Linked DNA regions of Mus musculus: regions 2 and 3 are each linked to region 1. The links are chromatin loops, found by intact Hi-C in ENCODE. Cell type or tissue: heart. All regions are shown on one strand. Each heading gives the region's core, and the rest is flanking DNA. Links, peaks and the distances in the headings are about the cores only.

Region 1 (9,878 bases), core at 764-8,763:
GTACCTGCGCATGAGGTCCTCGGCCTCAGCTCCACGCCCCACCCCCACTCCCTGCCAGGCCACAGTTCGATTCCTGCGGCCTCCTTGCGATGAGGATGAGATCCGCCTTGAGGATATTTATCTGGGCCCTGCAGCCTAGAGCCGGTTCTGCGGGTGCCAGGGCTGGCACAGACCCTCACTCCTGGAAAAGAAGGAAGTGGGGGTGGGGGTGGGGTGGGGCAAGACCGTGGCGGATTACAGACTGCATTTTCTCTCTTGATCAGGGCATCGTCCTCTACTTCTGTGCTGCCCCAGGGAGGCGCCCCTAAAGCAGGGTTGCAGTCACTGCAAGGCTGCTCAACACTGCTGGATCCAGGTTTCCACAACAGTCACCCCCCACCCCACCCCGAAACCTCAGCGCGCGCACTTATACACGGGTCACCTTAGCAAAAGCTGAGGTTCTGGGTTCTCAGAGTTTGGTTTGATTTTGCTTTGTTTTCTAACAGTCAGTCGTTAGACATCCCAGGCTGGCCACTGAACCCACGAGAGTCTGTTTACCTCCAAAGTGTCTCTCTCCAAACTGTCTCTTTATAAACTCTCCCCAGAGTTTATAAAGTTTGGGAACCAAGTCAGGTAGGAGGGGCAGGCCGGGGATTGAGGCTGCATTGATTTTATGAGGTGGGTGGAAAGTCGGGGCAGAGAGCATGTGATAGATAGATGGAGGACAGATGGGGCCAGGAACAGCCAGTCTTGACCTTTCAGTCCCCAGCCCTTTAATGCTTACTACTAGATACAGCCAACCCCAGCCTGGACCTGGACCTTGCCCCCATTTATCAGGTTTGGAGAGGACATGAGACTCGAACAAAGCCCGTTCCAGAATGCGGCGGACTCAAGACCCAATTTAATTCCTTTATCCTGGCATTGGTTAGACATTGACACCAGGATTGGAGAGATGAATAAAAATGAGGGTACAGCTATTAAGAAAAGGTTGGCCCAGGAAGAGAAAAACCATAGCAATAATCACTGCCATTATCATGACTGTGGTCTGACGGCGCAGTGGTGGCTCAGGGCTAAAGCCTGCTAGAAGGTTCCTGGGCAGAGACAGGTGAGGTCAAGCCACACAGCAGAGGCAGTACAAGTAACTGTTCAGAGGCCTGAATCAGCAATCACTTCAGAGATCTGGGAGCTCCTGGTGAGGCTGAGGCTTATGGGTGCAGATTCAAGAGAGAGGAGGCTGCCCTGAGGAGAATCTTGGTCAGATGATGGGCTGGACTTTGTTCAGAGCACAGCAGGGGCAGGAGGGGAAGAGGGAGAGGTGAACTCCAGCCTCTTTCTCACCCCTAAGGTCCATCTTGGCGATAGAGCTGGTTCCTTTCTCACTAGCTACTGAACTAGGAAGGCCAGATCCCATCCTAGCCATCCGTGATGTGCTTGGGGGTCTGGCTTGGAGCAGGCCACTCTGTCCACCCTGGGTCTTGGTGTCATCTATAACATTGACAGCGCTACTCCCGACCTAGCCGCTCCTGCTGCTGGGAGTGAGGAGCAGGGACGGGGGACGGGGGGGGGGGGTTGGGGGGGTTGGGGGGGGTGTGTGGCTCTGATAGCCCATCAGTCACATCAAAGGCTGAATGAGCATCTGCTCTGGGAGTCTGCCTCAGCCCTCCACTGAGGGGAGGGAGGCTCTCTGCCAACTAATGCTCCTCTCACCCATGCCCAGCAGACTTCCAGGATCACAAATGCTAAGCCAGACTCGCTAGCTTGTGTCCAGGGACTCCCATCTCTCTCCAAGTGGGGTCTCAGGCACAATCTCCCTGGTCCCCATTTTTTTTTTCAGATGCAGTTCGGAATCTCTTGAGGAATGTGACTGGTGACCCCTTTTGACCCTAGACAGGTGATGTCTGCAAACACAGCTTCCAGGCACAGAAAGGGGTAGCTCAGAAGCCCCTCAGCTCCTCCCCCTGCCATGTCCCCTCTCTGCTATTTCCAGCCTCTGCCAGGGACATCCTGTGCCCCTGTGATGTCACTAGGCCCTAGGAGACCAGGCTCTAGCTGACAGGATGTATTTTTAAACTCTCAGACCTTGGCCAGCTCCCCACCCTCCCCTCAGCTTACCCCACCTCACACTCCCTGTCCTGTTCCCAACATCTCAAATTAGTACGTAGGCTTGGCAGGCACCCTTCAGGCTCCTGAGAGGCCATGGGGAAGCCAGGCCAGTGCTCAGTGTTTGTAGTCACAAAATCCAGGCCTGCCCAGGTAAACAGATGGGTCTCATGAGAAGGAGCTGCTTGAGTCTCCAGGAGGAACCTAAAACCCAGAGAGTAGAGGGGAATCCGAGATCCCAAGGCCAGGGCTGACAGTCATCAGGGAGGCTCTCTTGGAGCAGCTACCCAAGCTGACTTTGGTTTTCTTTTTGTTTTTTTTAAAGATAAGGACCTAGCTGTGTAGACCAGGCTGGCCTCCAACTCACAGACATCCACTTGCCTCTGCCTCCTGAGTGCTGGGATCAAAGGTTTGATCCACCATTGCCTCTTAACAGTTCAATTTAGAGCAGCAAGAAGGTAAGGCATAGACTCTGGACCTAGACAGACCTCAGTGTGAATCCTGCCCATGGCATTTCTCAGCTGGACTGCTCTGTGCCACTGTTACTTGCACAGTGGAGTTACCAAAATGTAGTTCCAGAGGGGCTGGGAAAGACTGCTTGGGAACACACCCGAGAAACACCAAGCTTATGTCCTGACAACTAGGAGTGTTTGGACAGCGCCAGCTTCTTTGTCTCTCTGTAAACACTGCTGGGAAACTTTAACAGTCCAGTTGTGGATCCTGGGACTCCAACCTGGTCCTTGTCCCCAAGGCTTAGAAGTCTAGAGGTTATGGGGATATGAAGGAGAGTACAATGCTGACAGGGCCTCCAGGAGACATCTGGGGTCAGGGGAGTAGCCTTGACACTTCGTGCGAAGGATGAGGGCCTCAGGCTCTACATACCCCTGAGGACTCACTTCTGGCAAATGGTTCAGGATGCTCTGAGAACTACAGAGCCCTATATATGCTTAGAGTCCCCAAAACTCTGGGAACCTTTCTACCTCCTGCTAACAGCCCACTCCCTTTCATCTCCCCAAGGGACATATTATCCCTTGAACCAAAAGAGCAGGCATATTTATTTCCTAGCAGATGGGCAGAAGCCCAAAAGAGAAGGATCCTAGGCCCCTTCTCTAGCTCCACACTGCAGTGTGTCAGCAAGAAGGTCCCCAGGGCTGGGGTTTAAAGCCAACTCCCTGTGTGAATCCTTGGGATCCTGATTTTTCTCTTTTAAAAATAAGGTGTTTATTGTTTTTAATTATGTATGTGCCTATGTATGTGGAGGTAAACACAAGAAAATGTCCACAGAGACCTCAGATGTCCGAGCTCTCCCAGTTGATGTGGATGCTGGGAACCGAATTCAAATCCTCTGCAAGAGCAGTTTGTGCTTTTAACCACGGAATTCTCAGTGTTCTCATCTGTAAAGTGGGTAGAAAATACTTCAAAAGGGGGTTGGGTGTGTAGCTCAGTGGTAGAACACATACCTATCATGTTTACTGCCTTGAGTTCAGTTACACACACACACACACACACACACATGGCTTAAAGGATTATTCTGAGAATGAAACAGATCACCGTTTACACATAAATGTTTGATGAATGTTCAGAAATTCAGCTAGCCTGACTCTGAACATAGGGAAATAACCTTCTCCATCACTCCCTCACCCCCTCAGCCCCTGCTTCCAACCCCCAACCCCCAAGCAGGTTCACACAGTCTCCTTGTTTAGGGGCCAGGGTTGAGAATCAGTGTTATGCTGGCTTAGGAGGAAACACCTGCAAGAGTCTGAATGTAAACACATGTAAATATCATCCAGATAAGGAAGAACTGTCGCAAGAGGGAGAGAGATTATTCGAGTCAAAATGGATGGGGCTGGGAACAGTACAAGTGGGGTGTCCAGCCCTCTTCAAGGGTACTGCCACACTCCTGACTGAGTTGCTCATTTGGTTCTGGGCCTCCTGGCATGAGGAGGAGATTCCCTCATCTCTTGGTTCGTGGCCTTCTGCCAAAGTGAGAGGGATCCTGGAGGTAGGTACACATTTACTCTTAGGCCTTGATACACACACACACACACACACACACACACACACACACCCCTGAAGATGCATGAATATTTCAGACCACAGGCCTCAGGGCAGGGGAGGCCCCAGAGACTTCCTATTTGACAGCAGGACATTAAGCACCTGAATTTCCTGTCTACCTACTGCTTGCCTGTCTGTATAGAGTCCTCACCTGAGAACACCCCTCAGTGCGTGGTGGCGCACGCCTTTAATCCCAGCACTCGGGAGGCAGAGGCAGGCGGATTTCTGAGTTCGAGGCCAGCCTGGTCTACAAAGTGAGTTCCAGGACAGCCAGAGCTATACAGAGAAACCCTGTCTCGAAAAACCAAAAAAAAAAAAAAAAAACAAAAAAAAAAACAAACGCCCCTCAGCCTCAGTTATAACAAAGCCGGCCACTTCAGCAACCCACAGTCCTTGCTCACATTTATCATTCCTTTTGACAGATGGGGAAATCCAGGCTCCGTGCCAGCCTTGTCAATTGTATTCAGAGTTCTGGGGAAAAGAGGGTAAAGCCTCAGGCTGAGCCTCTCATCCAGAGCCTAAAAGTTCAGTCTGTGGCTGTCGATCCCCTCGCTCTCCCGGGTCTGTGGATATCCCTAGACCTTATGCACTACAGCCGTCGGAAGGCCAGCAGTGCAGAGTGGAACAGCTGGTGCTCCACAGCGCCATCTGGCACAGAAGGTCTGTCCGGAGGCTTTACCCTGAGGACAAGTCCCCAAGCAGAAGAACCCTAGGTCACTGCTCTGAATGTGCCTGAATCGCCCGCCACCTACTGGTGGAATGGCATTGAGACCACAAGGCCTTGTGCTGGGATTCCGGTGGCAGCTCCCTTGTGGGTCCTGTCAGGCAGTCGGTAACAATGAGCCAGGTACAGGCAGGTCAGGCGCCAAGAAAAGCATGAGTCTAAGGAGGTCTGCAGAAGCCTCTCCAGACAGCGCAGAGAACAGTAGGTGCTGCGACGCGGGACGTGCACCTGGTCAAAGACTTTGACCCTATGTACCAGGGAGAACAGGAAGCTGGACTTTGTGGGGCTTTGGGTGTGTGCTCAGGTTTGGCTCTGGGGAAATCGGAGCCACTGGGCATGCTAGATGGATACAAAGCTGCTGCGGGAAGAACGGACACATCGGGAATTGGGAGAACGCTGCGTATTCAGGCAGAAAAATGCAGCTGGCCTGGAGAGGCTGGTGGGATGGCGGGAAACGGCTGCATTTGAGAACTGGAAGGGTTGTTGTTGGATAGGATCAGGCTGTGAGCTGAATCAGGGCATCAACAGCTTCTCTGTGAAGAGAAATGGGAGGGAAGGTACCTACCTGCACATACAATCCTAGCTGCTATATAGGAGGCTGAGGCAGGAGGATTGTTTGAGCCTACAGGTTCAGGAGCAGTCTGAGCAAATCAGAAAAACCCTGTCTTGAAACCAAAATGAAAACAACAAAAGAAAAAGGAGAGAGAAAGGAAAATTTAAAAAGGTGGGAAGGGAGTGGTGGCTCAGTAGGTGGAGGCTCTTTCCACTAAGCCTGATGCCCTGGGCTCAGTCCCTGGGACTCACATGGTGGAGTCTTGTGACGTGTGCACTGTGGTGTGCGTGTGTGGGTGTGCACTCACGTGCATACACACAGGGAGAATAGATAAATGCAGTAAATTTTTTTTTTTTTTTTTTTTTTTTGGTTTTTCAAGACAAGAGTTTCTCTGTGTAGGCCTAGCTGTCCTGGAACTCACTGTAGACCAGGCTAGCCTCGAACTCAGAAATCCCCCTGCCTCTGCCTCCCAAGTGCTGGGATCAAAGGCATGTGCCACCACTGCCCGGCTAATTGTAGTAATTTAAGGAAGAAAATGAATGAGTCAGATATGGTGGCACACTACTTTGATCCAAGTATGTAGGAGGCAGAGTCAGGTAGAGCTCTGGTACAAGGCCAGCCTGGTCTACATACAGAGGAACAGGCCAGCCAGTGTAGTGGCATTTGTGAGAAATCTGGAATTTTCTTTCTTTCTTTCTCTTTCTTTCTTTCTTTCTTTCTTTCTTTCTTTCTTTCTTTTCTTTTTTTTCTTTCTTTCTTCCTTTCTTTTTCTTTCTTTCTCTTTCTTCCTTCCTTTTTTCTTTCTTTTTTTTTTTTTTAACACATATAGTGTAAGAATGTGTGCCTTCATTTTAATCCCAGGTGTAGTGATGTGGTGCTGCTTCGGGCGTCCACAGCAGCTGACTGTGATTTGCCTGCACTCTACCAGAGGCGTGGTTTTGCCAGCTGCAGACAGTTTCTGAGATTGTATGATTTTGTAACTCTGGGGACTTTTCAGAGGAGAATATAAATGCTAGGATCCTGGAAGGTGTAGTGGGAGGCTGTTGGTTGTACAGGAGGGGTTGCCTGCAGTTTTAGTATTTGTGCTCAAAGAAACAAAAGAAATTAGATTCATTCTCTCTCTTCCTCCTTCCCTCTCCCTCCTCCCCTTCCTCTCTCATCTATCCTTCTCTCCTATCCAGTGTTAGGGGGTGAAACTAGGGGGGATAAACAGAGGAAAAAAGAACCCACAAAGAAGTAAAGACCAGATACAAGGCAGGATTAGATAGTGAGACCCTGCCTCAGAAATGTGTATACACAACACACACACACACACACACACACACACACACACACACAGATAGCTGCCATCACCAAAAAAGCTCCCCCCCATGGGTGCTGAGTTCCATACAGCTGTATAGGTGCCCCTTGACCACAGACACTACATGCTAGCAACCCCCAGGAGACATTAGTCTAGTAAGAATGGTTTATTAGAGAATGAGCTTCGGGACTTGAGGTCACAGACCCAGAGAGGTGGGCAGGATCAAGGAGGTTGTGGGTGAAGAAATGCTTTGCTCTCATGGGAATCACTTTCCTTTTTGGACCTCAGCTGTTTGTAAACAATGTCACTGTGAAGGTCCTGTCCCATGTGTAGCTAGGGCAGAGTGACAGCTGGGAGGGGGCACAGGTGTGGGGTGTAATATCCCTCCTTAACCCTCCCATACGGGAGCACCAAGACAGCAGATCTTGCTGAGGTGGCCCTATGCCTTTAATCCCAGCACTCAGAAGGCCAGGAGTTAAGGCCAGCCTGATCTACATAGTTCCAGGACAGCCAGAGCCCTGTCTCAAAACAAAACCAAGCAAACAAAGACCAGATCTTATTCTTTTATACTTATTTATTAGGGGAAGGGTAAGTGTGGGTGTGAGGTCAGAGGACAACTTTCAGGAGTCACTCTGGTCTTCCACCATGCGGGTTCCAGGGGAATGGAACTCAGGCTATCAGGTTTAGCTCAAAGCACTTTTAACTGCTGAGTCATATTGTCGGCCCTTCATTTTTTACCTGTTTATTTTTAGACCAAGAACCTAACCCCTGAGAAGGTGCTGCCCTCAGCTGAGTCTTCCACTTCAATTAATCTAATCTAGATTATCCTCACATGTATGCCCTGGTGCCAACTTAGTCTAGGTGCCTGCACACAGGTGTGCCAGGAGCTTTGCCTCCTGGGTGATTGTAGATCCGGTTAAGTTGGCAATCGGTCTCGATCATCAGGATATGAACCCAGGGTTGGGGAGCCATTCATGCAAGTGTGAGACAGGGTCAGGCAGCAGCCTCCTCTTGTGTGGGCATCAGTCTTCTCGCCACTTCTGCCAGGGAGGCAGGGAGGCTCAGCAGTCCATGGGGAGACACCAGATCTGGTTTTGGCTACTTTGACTGACTTCTGGTAGCCAAAGGGAGTTGGAGGGTGGAGTCTGCTGTCAGCAAGGCAGGGCCAGGCACCCTGGCACCCTGGGTAAGGAGGTAATGGTGAAAGCTGTGAGGGTTCAGAAGTCAACGAGACCTGAGATTATGAAGGCACAGGACCTGGGCTGCTGTTCATCCCAAGTTTGCATCTCTGCTCTGAGAGTGGGTGGGTGATACCTTAAGTTGTTCTGAGCCTCACCTACTTCTGTAATGTTCTTTTCAGCATGGGTGTGTGTGTGTGTGTGTGTGTGTGTGATTGATCGATCCTGATCTCTCTCTCTCTCTCTTTTTTTTTTTTTTTTTTTTTTTTTTGGTTTTTTCGAGACAGGGTTTCTCTGTATAGCCCTGGCTGTCCTGGAACTCACTCTGTAGACCAGGCTGTCCTGGAACTCAGAAATCCGCCTGCCTCTGCCTCCCGAGTGCTGGGATTAAAGGCCTGCACCACCACGGCCTGCTCGATCCTGATTTCTTTTTCTCTTCTTCTCCTTCCTTCCCTTCTCCTCTTCCTCCTCCGTCTTTTTTTTTTTTTTTTTTTTTTTTTTTTTTTGAGACAGGGTCTCTACATAGTCTTGGCTGGGCTGTCCCGGAGTTCACTATGTAGACTTAGACCAGGCTGGCCTCAAATTTAAGAGATTGCCCTGTCTCTGCTTCCCAAGCACTGAGACTAAAGATGTGCATCACCATGCAATGCTCAGTATTTCTTCCTCTTTAAACAAGGATGTCCATTCTAGAGTGTTCTGAGGTAGTGTAACAGAACAGTGAGGTACTTCACGTGCTGAGAGGCAGCACAGCTGGAAGCAGCAGACCAAGGTCTAAAGATCTTTCCCCTCACCAGCCAGGACCCCTAAAAGTCAGCCTGGAGTACACACAACCAGTGGAAGGCAAGCAGAGGTTTATAGAGTGCCCCAGGGCCTGCTGCTGCCTGGATCACCATTTTAAAGAAAGGCTTCTGGCTGAATGTGGTCAAAGAGGTGGACCAGTGGTTAAGAGCCTGAGCTATAAAGTATAAAGAGAATTGGGAGGCAAATGGATCTCCAAGTTCCAGGCCATCATCTTGGTTTACAAAGCAAGTTCCAGGACAGCCAGGGCTACACAAAGAAACTCTGACTTGAAAAACAAACAAACAAACAAAGAGTTCTTAGTGCTCTTGCAGAAGGCCTGAGCTCTGTTTCCACCACTCAGCTCAGCCAGTTCACAATCACCTGTAACTGCAGTTACAAAGGATCCAATGCCTCTTCAGGTCTCCACAGGCCTCTGCACTTAAGCATATATCCACATACAGACATGTATATATAGTTAAAAGTTATGTATTGATTAAAAAATGCAACACCTTACAGGGCAGTGGTGGCGCACGCCTTTAATCCCAGCACTTGGGAGGCAGAGGCAGGAGGATTTCTGAGTTCAAGGCCAGCCTGGTCTACAGAGTGAGTTCCAGGACAACCAGAGCTACATGGAAAAAACCCTGTCTCAGAAAAAAAAAAAAAAGCAACACCTGTTATTCCCAGTACACAGGAGGATTGTGAGTTTCTCAGTGTTTAATTTGCAGATCAGATTTTTTTGGCTGTTCTAGAACTCATTCTGTAGGCCAGGAGTTAGGAGACTCGGGCATCTAGCTGGTGTGTACAGAGGTGTTGCCTGGGATTCCGAAGAGAGGAGGTTCTCTGGCTAGGTTCTCATGCAGGCATATATAGACAGAAAATAAAGGAGGGAATAACAGAAAAGACCACTGCCAAGTTCTCGTCTCAAAATATTTAATTTTGTTTGAAAAGGATACATTCCCAACTTCCCTCCATAACACATCACTCCGGCCCACCAGCAGGGACACACTCGCACAGGCACACACACACATGTAAGGCCAAAGGGCTGCTGTCTGCTTCCACCTCTGCAGCTGGGACAAAGGGCTTTTCTCCTGGCCTCTTTCCCACGGCAAAGGTAGGGAGAGGGGCTGCTGGAATGCAGCTCCCAGGGAGGATGCAGAGCCCACACACTCTACCAATCACATGCACTTAGAAAAATAAAACCAAGTGGTG
Region 2 (9,878 bases), core at 719-8,718, 87 kb before region 1:
CTCTTGTGAGGGCTGTGGCTAGGGGTAATATTGGTGGTAGACATGTAGACACTGAGCCAAGTCATTTAGAACACCAGGGTGTGTTAACACCAAGCTGTGTGGGCTTCTGGTCTGCGGAAGTGCTTTGGCCACATATCCCTGTCTGTGTGTCTGAGGCGGTGTGAGAGTGATGGAGTTCTCAACACTTCCTGGCTGTGATCTGGGGCACAGACTTTGGGACACTGGGATGTGTAACTTTTTTTAAAGAAAGATTTATTTATTTATTTATTTATTATATGTAAGTACACTGTAGCTGTCATCAGACTTTGGGACACTGGGAAGTGTAACTTTTTTTAAAGAAAGATTTATTTATTTATTTATTTATTTATTATATGTAAGTACACTGTAGCTGTCATCAGACATCCCAGAAGAGGGCATCAGATTTCATTACGGATGGTTGTGAGCCACCATGTGGTTGCTGGGAATTGAACTCAGGACCTTTGGAAGAGCAGTCAGTGCTCTTAACCGCTGAGCCATCTCTCCAGTCCCCTGGGAGGTGTAACTTAAGCAGGGACAGTAAACTTGGTCATTGTGGTCTGACCCGGCCACCGGTCAACTTCATGTCCATCCTATCCACTTAACGCTCTAGCTGCTGTCTCAGATTTGAACGTGGAAAGTTGAGGCTGAGAGGCAGAGTAGTGTCCTTGCTGGTCCCGCAGGGAGGAGGCAGAGCTGGCTTGTCACTCAGGCCCTGCTCTTTCCAGAGTTCTGCATCCTGAGGTCCCTGCCACAGTCACCTCCTGCAGTCTCAGCTTATGTCCATTAGTGAGAGGGATGCGCAGAGCTTGCTTGTGACCCTGAGGGTTTCGGAGGAGCCGGGCCCTGGGGTGACTGCATGCATGTGTGCACAGGTCGTATACAACGTGGGACTCTGCATCTGTCTGTTTGATATCACCAAGCTGGAGGACGCCTATGTGTTCCCAGGGGATGGAGCATCCCACACCAAAGGTGAGTGCTTTCTCTTGGGGTTCGTTTCTCTGTAACAAAAGATGAAGCTGCCATTCGTCTTGAGGTGGTGGGAGACCTGGGCCCCAGTCCTAACTCTTCAAGGAATTGACTTCAGTGACTGGGCACTCGTGCCCTCTCTGGGCCTGAGTTTCTTTACCTGTGAGACATCAGTGTGGATGACTACAGGTAAAAGCCACCAGTTTGAGATTGTGGTTCAGCCTGTGTGTCCCTAGGGCTCGATCTAGTTAGTGCCCCTGCTACCTGCCACCCCCATACTGCTCATTGCTTGGTGGTGAGATGGCCCGCTAGGCAAGGGCCCTAAGCTGCGGCTGTTAGTGCCTGGAGAGCAGAGAGCAGGGGAGAGCAGGCCAGTTGGGTCTACGGACCTAAAGGGGAGGTAGGACACAGCGATTAAAAGTGTCCTTTGGGGCCAGCAAGTGGCTCAGGGGTAACTAATGTGCCTGTTACACAATCTGGAGAACTGAGTGCGCAGCCGTGCCCGCTGATCTCTGTATTATGGTATGTATGTGTGCGAGGGCCTGCGCAAATGCACGCGTGAGGCCTCTGAGCAGGAATGCTGATGCAGGACTGTAATCCCAACACTTGGGATATAGGAATAGGAGCATCAGGAGCCCAGGCCAGCCTGAGCCATCCAACAGTGACAGTGGAGTCTATACTTGAGGGCTTCCTGGAGGACTAAGGAATTAATACAGTTGAGCTCAAGCTGGGCCTTGGCACTGAGGGAGTGTGGGGATCCTTGTCTCTGTTAGTTCTGTGGGCTGCTTGGGTGGTGGTCCTCTGGGCAGTTAGCCAGGGCTGGTCTGAAGTTCTGTGCCTAAGTATGTCTTCAGCATACCTGGATGCCATTGGCCAGAAGATGCCACATGGCTAAAACTAAGGGCTAGAGAATGAGACTCTGCCCCTTGTTGAGGGAAAATGCAGTAAAACCGAAAGGTCCGTGCATCTGCTGGGCAGAACCTGCAGGAGTGGTGGGCGGAGCTTGTGGCCAGGGCGTCTCTGTAGCTTTCTCTCCTGGCACTGGACAGCAGTGTAGATCCGCAGCCTGCCCAGCAAAGTGACAGACAGAAAAGCCACAGTGAGCCTTGTCTTTGTGTTGGCCATCTTCATAGCCCAGAGATAGGTGGGTGAGTGTCCTGGGGTGTTTGGAGATAGCATGGGGTCTGTGCGGGCACTCTGCGACTCATCAATTGAGCCCCAGGAAACAGGCTGTCTTTGTGTGGACTAGGCATTCTCGTGAGGAGAAAAGGGAGCCCAGAGTGGAGAACGCTCTGAGGAGCCCTGTTCTCAGAGAGGAGTGCCAAGCCACGCTGGGCTCTGCACTTGGCCAAGGGCAAGGCTTCTGTTTTCAGAGAACGCTGTGAGCTAAGCCAAGAGCCTGTTGTCCAGAGGCAAGGGCTAGAAGGTATCCAACCTGAGGAAGGCCAGAAACAGTGCTGCCCTCACACTGGCAATGTTTGGCACTTGCTCTCCAGGATTGGATTGGATCGCCCCAAACACCCTGCTCCCCCTACATTTCTTGTCTCCTGGTGGGAAATGTCAAGTACAAGACCCATGTTTGACTCTGGCTCTGAGCCTAGGATGGGGCCTGGGCAGCTAAGCACACTGTATCACACCATGCGAGCGCCACTCGGGCTCTACAATCCTTGGAGGGCCATGGAGCACTGCAGGAACCTCAGAAACTCAGGGTCAGACTTGGGGCAAGCCTCTTTATTCCTGAGCATTTTTGCTGGCCCTCTTCTGCTTTCTGGCTCACCAGACCAGTGCCGCATGTGAGTGGAATCAGGAATTTGTCCTTTTCACAGAAACAGCACACCCCAAGGGTTGGGGAGCACCCATCCTGGGATCTGTTTGCTTTATGCCTGGTAACTAAAAGCCAATGAAACATGCCCTGGGCAGTCTGGGGGCAATGAAGTACAGTCCTGGGGATGGAAACTCAAGAGCCTCATGCCACATCTCTAGTCTTTTATTGTTTTAAGACAGGGTTTCTCTGTGTAGCTCTGGCTGTCCTGTAACCCACTATGTACACCAGGCTGGCTTCGACCTCACAGAGCTCTAATTCCAGGGTTCTGGGATTAAAGGCATGCGCCATCATACCCAGCTCCAGCCTTCCTTTTTTTTTTTAATATTTATTTATTTATTGATCTATTTATTTGTTTGTTTTTTCTTTTTTTTTTACTTTTTTTTTTTTTTTTTTTTTTTAAAGACAGGGTTTCTCTGTGTAGCCCTGGCTGTCCTGGAACTCACTCTGTAGACCAGGCTGGCCTTGAACTCAGAAACCTGCCTGCCTCTGCATCCCAAGTGCTGGGATTAAAGGGGTGCGCCACCACTGCCCGGCCCAGCCTTCCTTTTCGAGGCTGACTGTTGTTCTACTGTGTGTACCCTGAGGTGCTCACCGCTTGCTTTCAGACATGGTGGTCAGGCTGTGGGCCCTGGGTTCAATGCTGTGCTGTCCCAGCACATGCCCAGCTAAGCAGGGCTTGGGCCTGGCAGGAGCTTTGAGCTGAATGCTAGGTCTTATGGAGGGAGGGCACGGTGTTCCATCCTGTGCGTAAGTCACCCATGGCGAGACTTAGCAGAAGCCTCGGTCATGTTCAGGTTGTCACCTCACCGAAGGTAGAGTGCAGTTGGACAGAGCCAGGCATGGTAGGCCCTGATGTCCTAAGATGGGTGCTGGCAGGCTAGGCAACTGAAGGAGTCCTGGTAGAAGCCAGTGCTGGTAGTGGGTCTGTCTGAGGAAGGTGCGTTCAGCATGGTGGCCTTGTCTGCGATTCTCAGCTTGTGGTCACAACTCTTTGTGGGTTGAATATCAGATACTTGCATTAGGATTCATAACAGAGCAAAATTACAGTTATGAAGTAGCAGTGAAATGATTTTATGGTTGGGGTCACCACAGCATGAGGAACTGTATTAGGAAGGCTGAGCACCGCTGCCTTAGAGTCTATCCATGGCTGAGTGGGCAGAACTGTGTGGTTGGAACAGGACACAGCCCCTGAGCTGCCTCCTCTTCCTCTGTGTGGTAGAATACGGTGTCTGTCACAGGAGGCTCATATGGGCAGTCTGCTGGCAGAGAGCATCTTCCTGGGTGAGAGGGCCAGTGAGGTGTGGCCTCTGCTGTTGGCACAGCTTCAGCTGGCATTTTCCTTGGGTTCAAGTGAGCAGGAACCCATGAAGTCACCTATGTGTCGCCCTCACCACAGCCGAGGCAGGCAGCCTCGGCATTTTTAGTATCCTAACCCAGGTCAGCTCTGTGCTGAGGGTCAGCTTGCTCAGGCCTCAGGAGACAGGAACTTCCTTTTTATCCTCTTGGAATGCGAAGGACAGCCTGAAGGTTGTTTGGAATTGACTTTGGAGTGGCTGATGGCCCAGATTGAGGCTCAGGTATGGCTAAGATGCATTTGGAAGCCAGCCTCAGTTCCAGGGCAGCAGCTGCTGATGGTTCCTTATGGGGACCAAGCTGTGACCTTGCATGCCTTAGTGGACAGACAGGTCTAGGCCTGAAAGAAGACTCAGCACGAGGTGAAGTGCTGGCTAAGTGAGGTGGGCATTGGCGAATATGAGCAGCTCTAGGCTCTGCGGCCTTCTTGGAGACCTGGCGTGACTCTTAACCGTGTGGCCTTCTTCTCTAGTCCATTTCCGCTACGTGGTGTTTCACCCCTTCCTGGATGAGATCCTCATTGGGAAGATCAAAGGCTGCAGCCCAGAGGGTGTGCACGGTAAGGTGCCCTGACCCCTGGGGTAAGGCTGGAGCACAGTGGGGTGGGCAGTAGATGTTGTAGCGCCAGACGAGGGGTGCCTCATCCCCTCATGTTCTCAAGGATGGAGTAAGGCCACAGCTTAGGGGCTGAGATAGGTGCTGAGCTGGTGGAGGTGACAGGCTCTAGTCCCTGTGGTCTCTATATGCAGTGAGCTGGGAAGGCTGGAGCTCAGGACTGGGAGCTGCCCGGGGCTGCTCAGCACATGTGGGTAGTATAGATACAGAATTGCGACTTTGAGGGAGGAGGGGACACCTGGGCCACACAGGAAAGAGACCCCATCTCATGTCATCATTTCTTCCAGTCTCTTTAGGGTTCTTTGATGACATTCTCATCCCCCCTGAGTCACTGCAGCAGCCTGCCAAGTTGTATCCTCTCAAGTATGATTTGAGGCAAGTGGACAGCCTGTGGTGACCCTGGCAGCTCTGTGATCTGCCACTGCTGGTGGTGCTGGTGTGAAACCCCAGGCCACCTCTGCTTCCAGTTCTGACCATGGTATCCACATGCCCATGTCTGACAGGCTGGGTAATAGAGCTGTACATATCTTTGGGGCTCTTGTCACCCCTAGTCACTTTACTCAGGCTGTCTCTGCAGGAGTCGGTTCAGATGTCCCCAGCAGCTTCACCCTGGCTGGTTGCCTCCATTTCCCAGCATGTGGGGTAGAGTACAGAGCTGTTTGTTTTCACCCCAGTTCTGGGACTGTTTTAATGGGAATGTCACTGGTCCCAGGAGGGGCTCAGGTGGTATGTGACAACTGCACTCATGGTTCTCGGCAGACATGGAGAATGCAGTGTGCCACTAGAGGGCAGCATGGCTCTGTAGGGTATGGGGAGGAGTAGGGCAGGTGCTCAGCCTCTCCTCTCACCCAGGCCTGCAGAGACTGTGGCCCTGCTCTGTTGTCTCTCCTCCTCCTCAGGCAGGCGGCAGTCAAACCTGCCTCTCATCTTGAGACCAGGGCAAGCCCACGATCTGCCTGCCTGTTAGATTAGTTAGATTAGGACTAACAGAAGTGCAGGGCACCCAGACAATTCTCACTTCTAGATGCGGGACTGTCATTCTCATCTTGGGTCCTGGTACAAACTGGCTCCTCTCCAAGGGGCAGAAGCAGCGTTCACTGCATTTCCTAGCACAGAGTCTCAACCTAGGGTTGGTTTTAACTTGGGTAAGTGCTTCAGAGACCCCTCAGCCTCATGTACTCCCATGACACGATTGTGGCCTTGACGCTGGACCCCAGTGATGAAGCGGAGCAAGTGTGGGTGTGGGAGTACGAGACGGAGGAAGGAGCGCATGACCTGTACATGGACACTGGGGAGGAGATCCGCTTCAGGGTGGTGGATGAGAGCTTTGTGGACACATCCCCCACAGGACCCAGTTCCGCCGAGGCTGCCTCTTCAAGCGAGGAGCTGCCCAAGAAGGAAGCACCATATACACTTGTGGTAAGCTGACAGGAGACTGCTTTTTTGAGGTTTCATTCCTAGAACCCTTTTAGCAGGTCAGGTCTCTTGTGAATGTCATCTGCCAGTCACACTAGTCTGCTTTTGAGGGCTGGGACCATGAGGTGACAAGGTTGCTGTAGATGATGGGCAGGCAAGGTGAAATTTTGGGTATCATGATCTTTAAGGCTAGAGAGATCAAAGCTGAGGCTGGAGCAGGGCTCCAAGTGTTTCTCAGGCTGCTCCCTCTGGGCAACTTTGGGAGCTCAGAAAGACAAGTCTGGGGTTGAGGAAAGATTACCTGATCCCACTTAAGGCTTTGGAGTCTCTTTTCTAAAACCCTGGCGAGCTAGGGCAGAAATGGTGGTATGGCTCCCAGTCTCTCCATAGCCTCCTAGCTGTTGTGAACCCTGACCTTCCTTTGCTGTGCTGGGCCTGCTAGGTGCTGAACAGGGTAGGGTACTAGTCCCTCGTGTCCCGGGCAGTCCAGCTCTGAGTAGTGATGAGTGTACTTGTTTGTTTTTCTGTCTCTGGCAGGGATCTATCAGTGAGCCAGGACTAGGCCTTCTCTCCTGGTGGACGAGCAACTAGCCCTGGAGCTCACAGTGACTGCCCAGCCTGAAGACCCTGTCCAGACTTGGGAAAGTAGAGAGCAGTTTGAGTGTTCTCCAGAGCCAAGCTTGGTGGGACCAGGAGCAGTGACAAGTGCTTGTCCTCTCCCTCCCCAGCACTGCTTCTCTGGTCTGGAGCCACCCTGAATCGTCTCCAGAGTGTCATGGATCCAGGCTGGCTTCTCACTTGCTGTATAGCATAGAGTAGCCTGGAGTTTCTGATCCTCCAGCTGGGATTCCAGGTGTGCAGTGCCACCTTGAGCCTATGTGGAAGGTAGGGATGGGTCCCAGGACTCGTGCACACCAGGGAGGCATTCTCCCAGGGGAGCTGCTTCCCCATCACAAGGACTGTTTGGTGGTTTTTGTAATTTCTTCAGGGCTGAGGATGGAACCCAGGGCCTCTTTCATGTTAGGTGGGTGTTGTACTACTGAGCTAGGCCCAGTCTATCCTATGAACTTCTGGCTTTCAGTGACGCAGAATACATTTAATAAATACTGGTGGCAGAGCAGGAACCTCCCCTTTTCATTAGCTGACATCACCATCTAAGGTCACTGAATTGTCAATCTGGGATAGCATGTCCTGCCTCACCCCAAGGTCCATTTAGAGATGACCTCTCCCAAGCCCACAGGCAGTAGATCTTTGTTTATGGGACCAGACTGAGTACTGAACCTAGTGGCGGTGTGATAAAGGTAAAGGTCACTGGACGGGGGTTTTGGGTCGGTGCTGTCAGCTGCTGCTGACGTGAGAATACCGAGCAGCACCCTTACTGCCAGAGTCTGGTAGGCAGAGCCTTCCAAATGAGCCAAACCCCTCCCTGTCTAGAAAGTGGAGATGGAGGCCTACTCATAGGAAGCCTGGGGCTGCTGCTGCCTCAGCTGACCATGAGGGCAGCCCCAGGTCCACAGATGACTGTCTAGTCCTACTGTCCCTTTCTCACTGGCACTTGTGTGATAAATACTGTTTTGTGACATACTGCCATGGCCTGCCTGGGCCTTTACATGTGAGATTTAGCTGATGCAGCCTAATGGAGAGAGCCTGTCTCCTCACATCTCTGCTGCGGAGGCTAGAGGGGCAGACAGCATGCAGCATTTGATTATTAGCTGTGTCCTGGGGCAGATTCCTTCTCAGGCTGTTTTAACTCTGTAGTCTACACTGGACTTGAACTCAGACCCATCTGCCTCTGCCAGGATTAAAGTGTGTGCCACTAGCAGCAGCAGCAGCAACAACAGCTTTGTTTTTAAGGTAGGCGCTGTGCCTACTCTCAAGGTAAAGACCAGGTCTAGTACTGTAGCCCCGGGGGAACAGAGGAGGTAGCTCTTGGTCTCTGAAGCTCTCCTCTACTGCAGGTACTTGTGACCAGGGTCCAGATGTGACCAAGGCCTGATGGAATCTTTGCTTGAAAAACCCTCCATTAGCTCATGCTGGTAATAGTAGACATCAATCACTCAGGCAGAACATTAATAGATATGGATCTTTTTTTTTTTCTTTTAAGAACAAGTTTCTCTAAAATCCTTCAGCCACCAGTGAAATGATCAGGCAGAATAAAAACTTCTGTAGAGGGAGTGCTGTCATCAAAAATAAATACAGTTGCATGGGCTGCTCAAAGAGAAACCAAACTGAACAGGAAGGCGGGGCTGGAACATTATCTTAAACGCCCTCAATGGTGGTTCACTGGGCTGAGGCTAGGCAGGAAGCAGGTCTGGTCACCATCTTAGAGCAGGAGGTCATGCTGCACAGACCAGATTAGGCTCTGATGATGCACATGGACCTGTGACAAAAGTGACATCCAGCAGGGTCCAGAGTGGGTCAGGACAGCCAGCCTGGCTCCTCACTGCTGCAGCTCCTTCATCCTGTTGAGGGCACTGCCTGCACGGAACCACTCGATCTGGGTCTCGTTGAAGGTGTGGTTCAGGAGGATGGTCTCCTGGGTCCCATTGGGGTGCTTGATGACGCACTTCAGAGGCTGCAATAGAAGAATGGGTGTGGGCTGGGGAGCAGACGGTGCTCCGAGGAACACAGTCCTCACTGGGGCCTCTTAAAACCCAAGATTGTATCAGGCAAGCTGTTGGATACTAAGTGCCAGGCCAGGGCTCATGTCTGGGTTGGCTTTCAGCTGGAACACGGATTTACAAGAGCTGTATGAATGGGTGTAGCAGGACAGGAAACAAGGCGATTGCCCAACCCCACCCACCCAAGAGATCCCAGGTTTGTTTCCCTCTTCCTAGCCTGACCTTTCCAGGGGCAAAGTCCTTCAGGCCTTGAATGGTCAGCTTGTCCACTGGATGAATCTTGTTATAGTCGGAGGGGTCAGCGAAGGTGAGGGGCAGCAAGCCCTGCTTCTTTAGATTGGTTTCTGTTAGACAAATATGAAGTTGCAGTGTGGTTCCTCTACCCAAGGCTCCTCAGGAGCCCCAGGCACTCTTCTCTAACACAAGGGATATGAGACAGACCCCACCCGAAACCCCAGTCCTACTGTGGGGCAAGCAGGCCATGGCTCCAGCACCCAAGCCTGCTGTGTGCCAGTGACCCTTTTCCACAGTAGCACTCCAAGCAGGTCTGCATTAGTCTGGATGTACATGCTGCATCCCTTAGATTTCAACTGACAAACTAAGAACCAAGACCAGTGTTATGGATATCAGACTTGGGCAGTGCCACCTTGGCCTTGGGTAGGTGGGACAGGCTATGAAATATGGCCGACTCCAAGTCAGCCATGGCAAAGTAGTGACCTGGAGCCTTGAGTGAAGGAGCAGCACTTGTCAATGGGGATGACTGGCTCACCGTGGATCCTGGCGAAGCTCTTGGTGATGATGGCCCGGCCCCCAAGGTGGCGAGGCTCCAGTGCTGCATGCTCCCGGCTTGAGCCCTCACCATAGTTCTCATCTCCAATCACCACCCACCTGATGCCATGTTTCTGTCAGGCAACAGGGACAAGGAGTGAGGCAGCGGAGGGTGCTGCCTGAGGGCTTGGTGGTGGTGAGGTACACATGAGAAACAAACTAGAGGAAATTGCTATCCCAACACCCAGGAGAACCCTGCCCGGGAGTCAGATGAGTCTCAGCATGTGTTTGGCCCC
Region 3 (9,878 bases), core at 733-8,732, 74 kb before region 1:
TCTCTGGCTCCGGCTGGAGTCTCCACTATTTACCAAGGAGCAGAGGCTGCTCTCTCAGGATGCACTGCTTACCTGTCCCACTGGCCGATGCAAGGGCCACAGGCATTGGCCAAAACGATTCCACCCACATCCCTTAAGATCTGTGCCTACAGAGGATAAAGAAGACAGAAAACTGTCAGGGCCAGGTACAATGCTGATGGCAATGGGTAAGGCAGCAGCCTGGAGCATGAAAGGCTATGCCTGCATTGCCTTAGCCCAACAGTCCATAGCTTGTTCCATCCTGAAACACACATCAGCAGGCATGATGGGAAGCGAGGGGCAGGGGCACGTGAACACTCACATAGCCATCCCGCTCAATAGTGGCACGGATCTGCTCAGAGCCTGGGGTGATGGTGAACTGGGACTTGCACTTGAGTCCGTGGGCCAATGCCTGCTTAGCCACAGCTGCTGATCGTCCCATGTCCTCATAGCTTGAATTGGTGCAGCTGCCAATCAAACCTGGTATATGGTAGGGTCAAAGGTCAGGGGAGAGGAACCAGAAATCTCCATCTGACCTGGCACAAAGAGATCAACTGATCTGGGACAGATTATTTCTAATAGACATGTTGGAAGCAACCTAAATATCAGCAATAAAGAAGGCTACTCATAACCCAGTCATTCACAGTCACTGACCATGGCACTCAACACAGGTCATACTATATCCATTTCGCACAAACTTTATTCCAATGTATAAGTACACATAAAACCCCAAAGGCTTTTCTTTCTTTCTTTCTTTCTTTCTTTCTTTCTTTTTTGTTTTTTTTTCGAGACAGGGTTTCTCTGTATAGCCTTCCCTGGCTGACCTGGAACTCACTCTGTAGACCAGGCTGGCCTTGAACTCAGAGATCCACCTGCCTTTGCTTCCCAGGTGTTGGAATTAAAGGCGTGTGCCACTACTGCCCAGGGCTTTACCTTTTTTTTTTTCCTTAAAAGATTTATTTATTATTATAAATAAGTACACTGGAGCTGTCTTCAGACACTCCAGAAGAGGGCGCCAGATCTTGTTACGGATGGTTATGAGCCACCATGTGGTTGCTGGGATTTGAACTCAGAACCTTCAGAAGAGCAGTCAGTGCTCTTAACCACTGAGCCATCTCTCCAGCCCACCTTATTTGTTTGTTTGTTTGTTTGTTTATGAGGCAGGTTTCACGTAGCACAGGTTGAAGTTGAACACCTGATCTTGATCTTCCTGCCTCACCCATCTGAATGCTAGGATGATAAGCATGTGCCCTACTTTAAGGCTAATGCTAACACATTCATAACGAATATTGCTTAATGGAAGCTGATAGGATAGTTCTATTATATTTTCTAGGATATTTTTGTTTTCTGCTTGTTTTATTTTTTATTTTGTTTTTTGTTGTTGTTGTTTTGTTTTTTTTGAGCAGGGTTTCTTTGAGTAGCCCTTGTTGTCCTGGAATTCGCTCGGTAGACCAGGCTGGCCTCGAACTTGCCTCTGCCTCCCAAGTGCTGGCATTAAAGATAGGCACCACCACTGTCCAGCTTTCTGTTTGCTTTCTAATCAGAGCAACAAAGATCTTTTAAAATCCTTGTTAAGGGCTGGAGAGATGGCTCAGTGGTTAAGAGCACTGACTGCTCTTCCAGAAGTCCTGAGTTCAAGACTTGCTTTTTGAAGTTCCCCTTCTTAATTGAGAACATGTATTAGCAGGAGGCACATGCATATTTATACTGAAAATGACCTCCTTTTGTTTATCCAGAACCCAAGTGTAGTGCTCTATCTGGCGACTCTTAGCACTCCCGCTTCTCAATCTTGTTGACATTGTTGAGTCAGCGACAGCATGAGAGTGTGAGTGCTCAGATGTTTGAGTCAGTGACAGCATGAGAGTGTGAGTGCTCGAATGTTTGGAGGGTTCACACCAGGCCCCGGTGTGACTACAGGCGGGAGGCTGTGAATGCTCTGGACGGACACTCAGGCTGAACTACAGTAGCAGTGTGCCAGTGTGTCTGCATGTGTGACGTGTGCAGACAGCAGCATGGCGCATGATCTGTGTAAATGTACCAAAGTAGATTTACAGGCCGTGCAGTGGTGGCACACGCCTTTAATCCCAGCACTCGGGAGGCAGAGGCAGGTGGATTTCTGAGTTCGAGGCCAGCCTGGTCTCCAGAGTGAGTTCCAAGACAGCCACGGCTACACAGAAAAACAAAACAAACAAACAAAAAGTACATTTACATAGAGATGTGCATGTTCATGTATACAGTAACACAGGAATGTTCTCAAAGGCTATTTCTGGCTAAAAGTCAGAGTTAGAGGTATTTTAAAACTCCATGTGAAGTACAATAAGCATGCATTCTTTCTATCCCAAGCACAGGTAATATCTCAATAACCAGAGACCTCAAGAAGTACCATGAATGTGACTGTCCCCAGGTACCTATTAACCCATAAAGTGGAAGGCACTCACCTACTCTGATGTCCAGAGGCCAGCCTTCCTTCTCTGCCACAGTCCCCACATCTGCCACTGGGTGAGCCAAGTCAGGGGTAAAGGGCCCATTGATATGTGGCTTTAGCTGAAAAGACAGGGTCAAGGAGCAGAGAGACAAGAAGTAGAGTGGGGATGGATGCTCTTCACAGATTCTCCCATTTCTTTTTTTTTTCCTTTTTTTCTGAGACAGGGTTTCTCTGTGTAGCCTTGGCTGTCCTGGAACTCACTATGTAGACCAGCCTGGCCTCGAACTCAAGAAATCCGCCTGCTTTTGCCTCCCAAGTGCTGGGGCTAAAGGTGTCCGCCACCACTGCCCAGCTAAGATCCTCTCATATCTATAGAAGGAACTGTCTTCTGTCCTCAGGGCTCAAACTTTGTCATGGGAGACAAGTGGGCAATAGGTTGGGGTCGCCCAGCACTTGAGTCCCCCAGTCAGGCTGTCTCAATTCAACATGGTACACACAGGAACTGAAGGGTAGAGTGACGGGCCTCCTTCAGGTCACAAGGAGATGACAGAGGTACAGAAACAATCTGAGCCACCTGCCTCACGAGTCCATTATCTCTGAAACTACATTGCTTTTGAAGGAACTGGGCCTGATGGTGAGGACTGAATTTCAGCTACTTGAGAGGCTGAGGCAGGGGACTGCCAGGTAAAGTCCACCTGGGTTAGTTAACAAAGTTCAAGGAGAGCACAAGAAACTTAGTGAGACCTTCTTAAAAAGAAGACATAGCTGGGCATTGGTGGCGCATGCCTTTAATCCCAACACTCAGGAGGCAGAGGCAGGCCATCTCTGGGTTGAGGCCAGCCTGGTCTACAGAGCAAGTTCCAGAATAGCCAGGGCTACACAGAGAAACCCTGTCTCAAAAACAACAACAACTAAAAATCACCCAACCAAACAACAACAAAGAGGGCTGGGGACACAGATGTGCTTGCCTAGAGTTCAAATCTAGTACCAAGGGTTGGGAGAGACCATAAACGTTCCTACTGGAATCTTGCGACAGACAGGCCACAGCATACGCTTTTTTATGAGGAATGACTAACAAATATGACATGCACAGCAGAGTGCCTGGCACACAAACACCAACACACCAGACTCTTACTCCATGAACTAACCCATGCCACTCACACCCCCCTTAGGAAAAGGATGCCTACAGAGGCAGGTCAGCTAGCACAGATCCATAGAGCCAAGACTGGCATGAACAGCCTGGCTTCTGTTTGCTCTAGAGCCCTTCCTTAGCTCGCTGAATACCTGTCCTGCAGGTGTCAGGATGCCAACTCATTGCAGCTTGTCCTAAGAACTCAAAGTGAGCCCCCAGGGCGAGAGCTTGGCCTCCACTAAAGTTTTGGAGTGGCAAATGGACACTCATGTCAGACTTGCTTTCCCTATGGCTGAATGTCATGTCCTTCTGTCTGTCCCCAACTCCTGCCTGATTTAGGCCCTAGGAATAAAGGGCCAACTGCCTTGCTAGATGTGCTGATAGGACTTGCTCCCCTACCATCCTGCCTAGTGCCAAAAAATAAAAGCCCCACCCTCAGCAGTCCCCCAAACTCTACTTCTCCGCTCACCTCATTGAGGTTAATTTCAATCACTTGGTCATACTGGCAGCCAGGATCAGGCACTAAGTGATCCTTGAATTCTTCTGCTAGGTTGGCAATGTCTGGAATCCACAAGGGAAGAGAATGAAGCAGAAACTGGTTTTAAGACTTTATTTGTACGCCTGAGCCAGATACCTGCCACTTACCAAATAGCAGGTTCCAGGCAGTAACTAAGTCAACAGAGGGACAAATCCAACAGCCCAAAATGCTGCCCCTGCCCACCAGGAGCTCAGCCTCTTGAAGAGGCTGTCAGTGAGCCGAGAATGAGAAGACATAAGAAACACACGATATGGAAAAGTACTGGGATTATAAGCACACTCTACCACATAGTGTCTGAGAATCAAAAAGTTTTGCCCGCAATAGAGTTTCTCTGTGTAGCCCTGGCTGCCCTGGAACTCACTCTGTACACCATGTTGGCCTTGAATTCAGAGATCTACCTGCCTTTGCCTCCTCAGGGCTAGGTTTAAAGGTGTGTGCCACCACTCACTGGTAAGGAGCAGAATTTTTAACAAGTCACTGGATAAAAAGAGATGAGGGTAGTCCGGGTAGGACTTGGGCGGCTTTCAGCTTCCCAGGGCCTCTAACCTGCAGTATCTACCCATTCGCCTACACTCTCCTGCCTTACCAAGTCCTAGCCCTTTATTTCCTTGTTTGAGCATCAAAGAAACCTATGAGAAACTTGAAAGTTGCTGGGGGAAGCTGGGAAGTTCCCTCAATCAGAGAGCAGTTATACAGAAGAGACCCATGTCACTTCCAGAGCTTCCTGTAGGGGGCGCTGGGGATTAGGCAAGAAAAGAGCAGAATTTAGCCACCTTTTCCTGTGAAGCTCACATGGACAACCTGCAGCAGGGATAATTTGGATGCCAGAGCCTTTCAGAGGCTGAAGACATAATTAGAAGCAGTCACACACACCTACCTTGTCATCTACCTGCAGGGACTTCTGGGCCTCTGCATGGCAGCCAGCCTAGGGATACCAGGCTAAATACACATGCCTTCAGGATAGGCATACAGTATGGCTGTGTGCTCACCCTGCCCTAGGAGCTCACCTGTTCGGCCTGTCTTGCTCAGGTACTTTTTCATCCTGTGGTTGTATGGGAACACTGACGTAGTGGCCCCAATTTCTGCACCCATGTTGCAGATAGTTGCCATGCCTGCGGAGAAACAGCCCAAAGCATGAGGCTACTAGGCCCTAGGTGTGGGCCCTAGTACCTGCCAGGAGTGCACATAGCTCTCATACAACGAGCTGCATCGCTTCCTTCCTGGCCTACAAGGCCACCTAGTAGCAACAAGTATCCCTCCCCCAAAGCCCATGCCAGAGAAGAGACCTCAGCACTCACAGCACAACTCTAGCTTTCCTGCTATGCAGAGCATATAGCCCTTGTGTATTGATCATGGACATGGCCACTACTGCTTAGCGATTATAAAGAAGTAAATGCTGGCACTGGATTTACATCTCAAGTCTGTCTGCCTGGAATTCTGCCCTCTCAGTCACACCAGGGTCCTACGTAAGTAATTCTTGGAGTCTGAACAATAACAATGAAATAAATTAGGTATAGAACATATGAAATACAGATATGAGGACTGCTTGAACTCAGGAGGATTTTGGTTTTTTTTTTCAAGACAGGGTTTCTCTGTGTAGCCCTGGCTGTCCTGGAACTCACTCTGTAGACCAGGCTGATCTTGAACTCACATCTGCCTGCCTCTGCCTCCCTGGTGCTGGGATTTTACAGTAGTTTTCAGTTGTTCCATCAGTTCAGCAGGTTGTTTCTAGCCTGACCCCCACCTCTGCGTATCTATTCTCAGCCCACACTGTTGGGACCGCCTCAGGGGAAGACCACCTTAACTACTGCTTCAGGTCCATGAGCTGAAGCTCGGAGGTAGAGACACTGTGGGGCTGCCATCCTCACCAGTGCAGGAGATGGAATCGACACCGGGTCCGTGGTATTCCACAATAGCACCTGTGCCACCTTTCACCGTGAGGATACCTGCCACTTTCAGGATCACATCTTTGGGTGAGGTCCAACCAGAGAGGGAGCCTGTCAGCTTCACACCGATCACCTGAAACAGTGGGCTAGACAAGTACAGGCACTACACACCACACACCACATCCAAGGAGGAATCACGTAATGGAGCTTATATTCCCTTGTATTCTTCTTCAGTCCTACTCCTCACAAAAGAGAATCTAGCCTGGCTCTTCCATCCCATACCCACAGTTCCTTATGTATTCCCACCAGCCTCCCTTCTAGCTAGGCTAGAACAAGTTTTTCCCTTCCCCTCACCTTGGGACACTTCAGCTCCCAGGGGATCCCAGCCATGACATCCACAGCATCAGCACCCCCTACTCCAATGCAGATGCCTCCCAGGCCACCACCATTGGGGGTGTGCGAATCAGTGCCGATCAGAAGAACTCCAGGGTATGCATAGTTTTCTAGAATGATCTGAAAAAGAACCAAAGATCTTAAGCTTAGAAGTCTTCAGAACAGAATTGAAGTTGGACCCCAAAAAAAGGATACATAGAACTACCCCCACTGACACCAGACCACCCAGCCATGCCCAGGTATTCTTCAAGTATGGGGTACGGGCAGCCTCAGTTAGACTACATCTACATATCCAGGTGGCCCGGCTCATGCATAGCTTTAATAGTTTCTACTGTGTGACTTGGGTCTGTAACTGCCTCCCCGTGCCTCAGTCTCCTCATGTAAAGTACTCAGGTCATCTTAACCTCACGACGTGGGAAGAAGTGGACAGACTGGCACGTCAGAATGTGCCCCGTGATGAGCCTGGAAAGAGCTCCTGACAGACCTATGATGTAAACTGCCCAGGGTAAGTGGTCCGCCTTCCAGGCTTCTAATCAGGGTAGACTGTTCTGTCAGGAACTGTCCCACAGGGTATTTAAATAAGCACCGAGATGCCAGGAGCTCTCCAGTGTCTGAGTAGTACACAGCCTGCCTCCCAGGCCTTCATACCCTGGAGGCATCACTTGGCCTGTTCGGCAGGGCTGCTCTACCAAAAGACTCTCCAAGCTGTGAAGGCCAGGGTATGAATGCTTTCTAGAACACTGGGTAAGAAAGCAGGGGCAGTAACCCACATCAGTTCTACCCATGGTTCAGGTCCCTCCAAGGTGCTAGATTCACGGGAAGGTCCTTCTGGGCTAAGTGTGCCAGGCTTTTGCCTCCCCACCCTGCCTTGTTTTTGTTAGGTCTTGGGCAATACACTTAACCTCTCAAGGCTTCATCTTCGTCTCCTATACTAACAGCTGTCATCTCGCTAGACCACTGTGATGACTGAATGACAGATATCATGTCATCCATATATAGGCAATATTTTATTATTTTGCAAGAAGATCCTTCACCTGGGGTTCAGCTCATCTGCCTGGGGAAATTAGCCCACTCCTGGACACTAGGAAGAACAAGGGTGAGGAGAGATGTGAAAGGCTCTACAAACTATCAGCACTGAATGTGGACAGGGTTGCTAGGCTATCACAGACACCCATGTCTCCACAGAAGTGAGGCATCTACCCATGGACTTATTAGCATGGCATGAAGGGCCTTCATCCCTTGGAGATGGAGAAGGCTAGAAGGGCTGACACCTTCCTTCAATGGTGGCATCTAGATGGACAGAGCTGGCCAGTACCACTCTTCATTTCCCTCCCTGTCACTTGTCTCAGCCATATGCAAAGATGTGGGAGTAGCAATCCCTAAAGAGCCACAGGTTAAGAAATAACTCATGAAGGTGAGTAACACAGAATTCATGGTGGTGAGCATGGTGCAGCCACACATGTAGTTACCGTCCAGGAGGAGAGGTTAATGTAGATCTAAGGTCTACAGCCTCTCAGCCTCGAGTAAACTGTCTAGTGTTGGCAGTGTCTAGCACCACAATGAACCAGCTGGAACAATGACCTCACCAATCTATGAATGCTGCTAGGTAAATATGGGCTAAGAGTTGAGAAGCATATTTTGTTTGTCTGTTTGTTATGAGACAGGGTCCTGAATTGGGAACCTCCTCCTTCAGCTCCTAAATGCTGAAATTATAGGCATGTACCATCATACACCCAGCAGAAAAGTGTATGTTACGCTAGACTAACATTTATAACATCACATTAGGAATTCAACCATCTACATACACAACACATACAAACACTGAGGCCCAATTCTGTAGTCACCTAATCCTCAGTGACACAATCCCTGTGCCTACATAGCTCATTACATAGTGGAAAAGTACTGAGCATATGCTGGGAACAAAACTCCAAGTGGCCAGAGCAGCTCACCTGGACCTGAGTGCAGGGTGTGGGAAGACCAGGGAGATGAAACAGGCAGATTAGAGAGCTAAGCTGCAGAGGAGCTGGGTCTGCCAGACCAACAGGGCAAGGGACGGGGCTCCATCTGAATGCAAGCTGCTGACAGCTTGACACTGAGGGACAGAAAAGTAAAGCCACGAGACACACACGGTGTGATGGTTTGGATAATAATAGCCCCCAGAGGCTCATACGTTTCAGTGCTAGTCACCAGTAAGTGGCACCATTTGCAAAGATTAAAAGGATCAGGAGGTGTGGCCTTGTTAGAGGAAGTGTGTCACTGAGGTAGGTGGCCTTTGAGATTTCAAAAGCCCATGCCAAGCCCAGAGTCTTGATCTGTCTAGGGATCACAATGTAGATCTCAGCTGCCGCTCCAGCACCTGCCTACACGCTGCCATGCTTCCTGCCATGATGAAAACGGACTAAACCTCTGAAGCTGTAAACCAGCCCCAGTTAAATGTTTTCTTATAATAGTTGCATTGGTCACAGTGTCTCTTCACAGTAATAGTACAGTGATTAAAACACATGGTTCCTGGAAATGTTTTTTAAGAGTCATGCTGAATGCTTAATAGGTGACAAAGAGCAGGCCACCACTCACAGCCCCACATTTTGGCATAAGAGCTGCCAAAGTGGCCTAAGCCTGTGACCTAAAATGGAATTGGGGATACCTGGATTGGGGTGTTCTCCATATCAACAGGCTAACCAAGGATAGGTCTATGTGCCTTTCTGCCCCATTGCAGAGAGACACTCTGGTCCTCAGAGATGTGCAACCCTGGCAGATCTGTCCTAAAGGACAATGCAGCAATCCATTCTTGGCTCTGGTTTCAGAGATGGGCATAGCCAGGGACCTAAGCACAGTCAGCCTGGCTCAGCTCCTCTAGAAGGAAGCAGTATCAAGGCCTGGGATGGAGTAGGGAGAAGAGCCATCCTGGAAGTGCAGAACAGATCCCACACATACAGGAAGGATGGCTAATAGACACGAACCAGGCTAGTCCTCAACAGTTGCCTTTAATGGAAGGAAGGCTGTACCTCCCTCATACACACACATGCAACAACTTTTTTTTTTTTTTTTGAGTCAAGGTCTTAATATGTAGTCCAGTCTGGCCTTGAACTCACAAAGATCTACCAGCCTCAGCCCCCCACCCCCTATTTTGGGACAAAAGGTGTGTGTTCCCCTGCCTGGCTGACTTTCATCTCTTTGAGAAAGGGTTTCACATTGTAGGTCAGGCTCTTTAGAACTCAGCTTTGTAGCCTAGGATGCCCTCAAGCTCACAACAACCTCTTGCTGCAGCCTCTTGAATGCTGGGATTACAGGTGTGCCTACTAAACATGGCTTTATGGACCGAATTATCTTCTGAAATAAACACCAGTTTGGTGTTCCCTTTCAGTACTTCCATCCTGCAGAGTTCCACTGTGCAGGAACTAAGCAGTGGTCTGGGCAGGGATGGGACGTGCTCTCCCTACTGATACAGGTGGTAGAGCATCATGGAATAGCAGAGCATCATGGTGG

Evidence for each region. Peaks named below come from ENCODE experiments on the same cell type or tissue, not always from the same donor. Only the 100,000 strongest peaks of a DNase experiment are listed, where the experiment ranks them.
Region 2: a loop joins it to region 1, with 7 times the contacts of the local background. A loop is called at or near these places in 34 of 42 quality-filtered maps.
Region 3: it touches region 1 in a loop (5-fold over the local background); 32 of 42 quality-filtered maps call a loop at or near these places.

The regions. Positions count from the first base shown.
Region 1 is chr15:81,826,568-81,836,445 of GRCm38, reverse strand. Tef (thyrotroph embryonic factor) reads right to left here. Exons shown (of 4, transcript NM_017376.3): 4 at 9,583-9,878. Among named protein-coding and RNA genes, the nearest start is that of Tef, 20 kb to the right of the region's middle. In heart, for the core only: CTCF peaks have their summits at 4,653 and 4,862 (motif pointing left); DNase peaks (open chromatin) are centred at 1,015, 2,115, 4,035, 4,805 and 2 weaker places; H3K4me3 peaks cover 638 bases; H3K27ac peaks cover 1,552 bases.
Region 2 is chr15:81,913,518-81,923,395 of GRCm38, reverse strand. It overlaps Aco2 (aconitase 2, mitochondrial), which reads right to left. Exons shown (of 18, transcript NM_080633.2): 16 at 9,584-9,716; 17 at 9,037-9,158; 18 at 8,259-8,768. The coding sequence ends at 8,634. Polr3h (polymerase (RNA) III (DNA directed) polypeptide H) reads left to right here. Exons shown (of 6, transcript NM_030229.4): 2 at 891-987; 3 at 4,635-4,721; 4 at 5,065-5,128; 5 at 5,995-6,196; 6 at 6,731-8,366. The coding sequence ends at 6,784. Among named protein-coding and RNA genes, the nearest start is that of Polr3h, 7.8 kb to the left of the region's middle. In heart, for the core only: CTCF peaks have their summits at 5,347 and 5,558 (motif pointing right); DNase peaks (open chromatin) are centred at 5,275, 5,575, 5,995, 7,545 and 2 weaker places.
Region 3 is chr15:81,900,110-81,909,987 of GRCm38, reverse strand. It overlaps Aco2 (aconitase 2, mitochondrial), which reads right to left. Exons shown (of 18, transcript NM_080633.2): 5 at 6,354-6,512; 6 at 5,982-6,132; 7 at 5,121-5,225; 8 at 4,045-4,136; 9 at 2,457-2,562; 10 at 341-498; 11 at 73-146. Among named protein-coding and RNA genes, the nearest start is that of Polr3h, 21 kb to the left of the region's middle. In heart, for the core only: CTCF peaks have their summits at 1,022 (motif pointing right) and 4,838 (motif pointing right); a DNase peak (open chromatin) is centred at 5,993.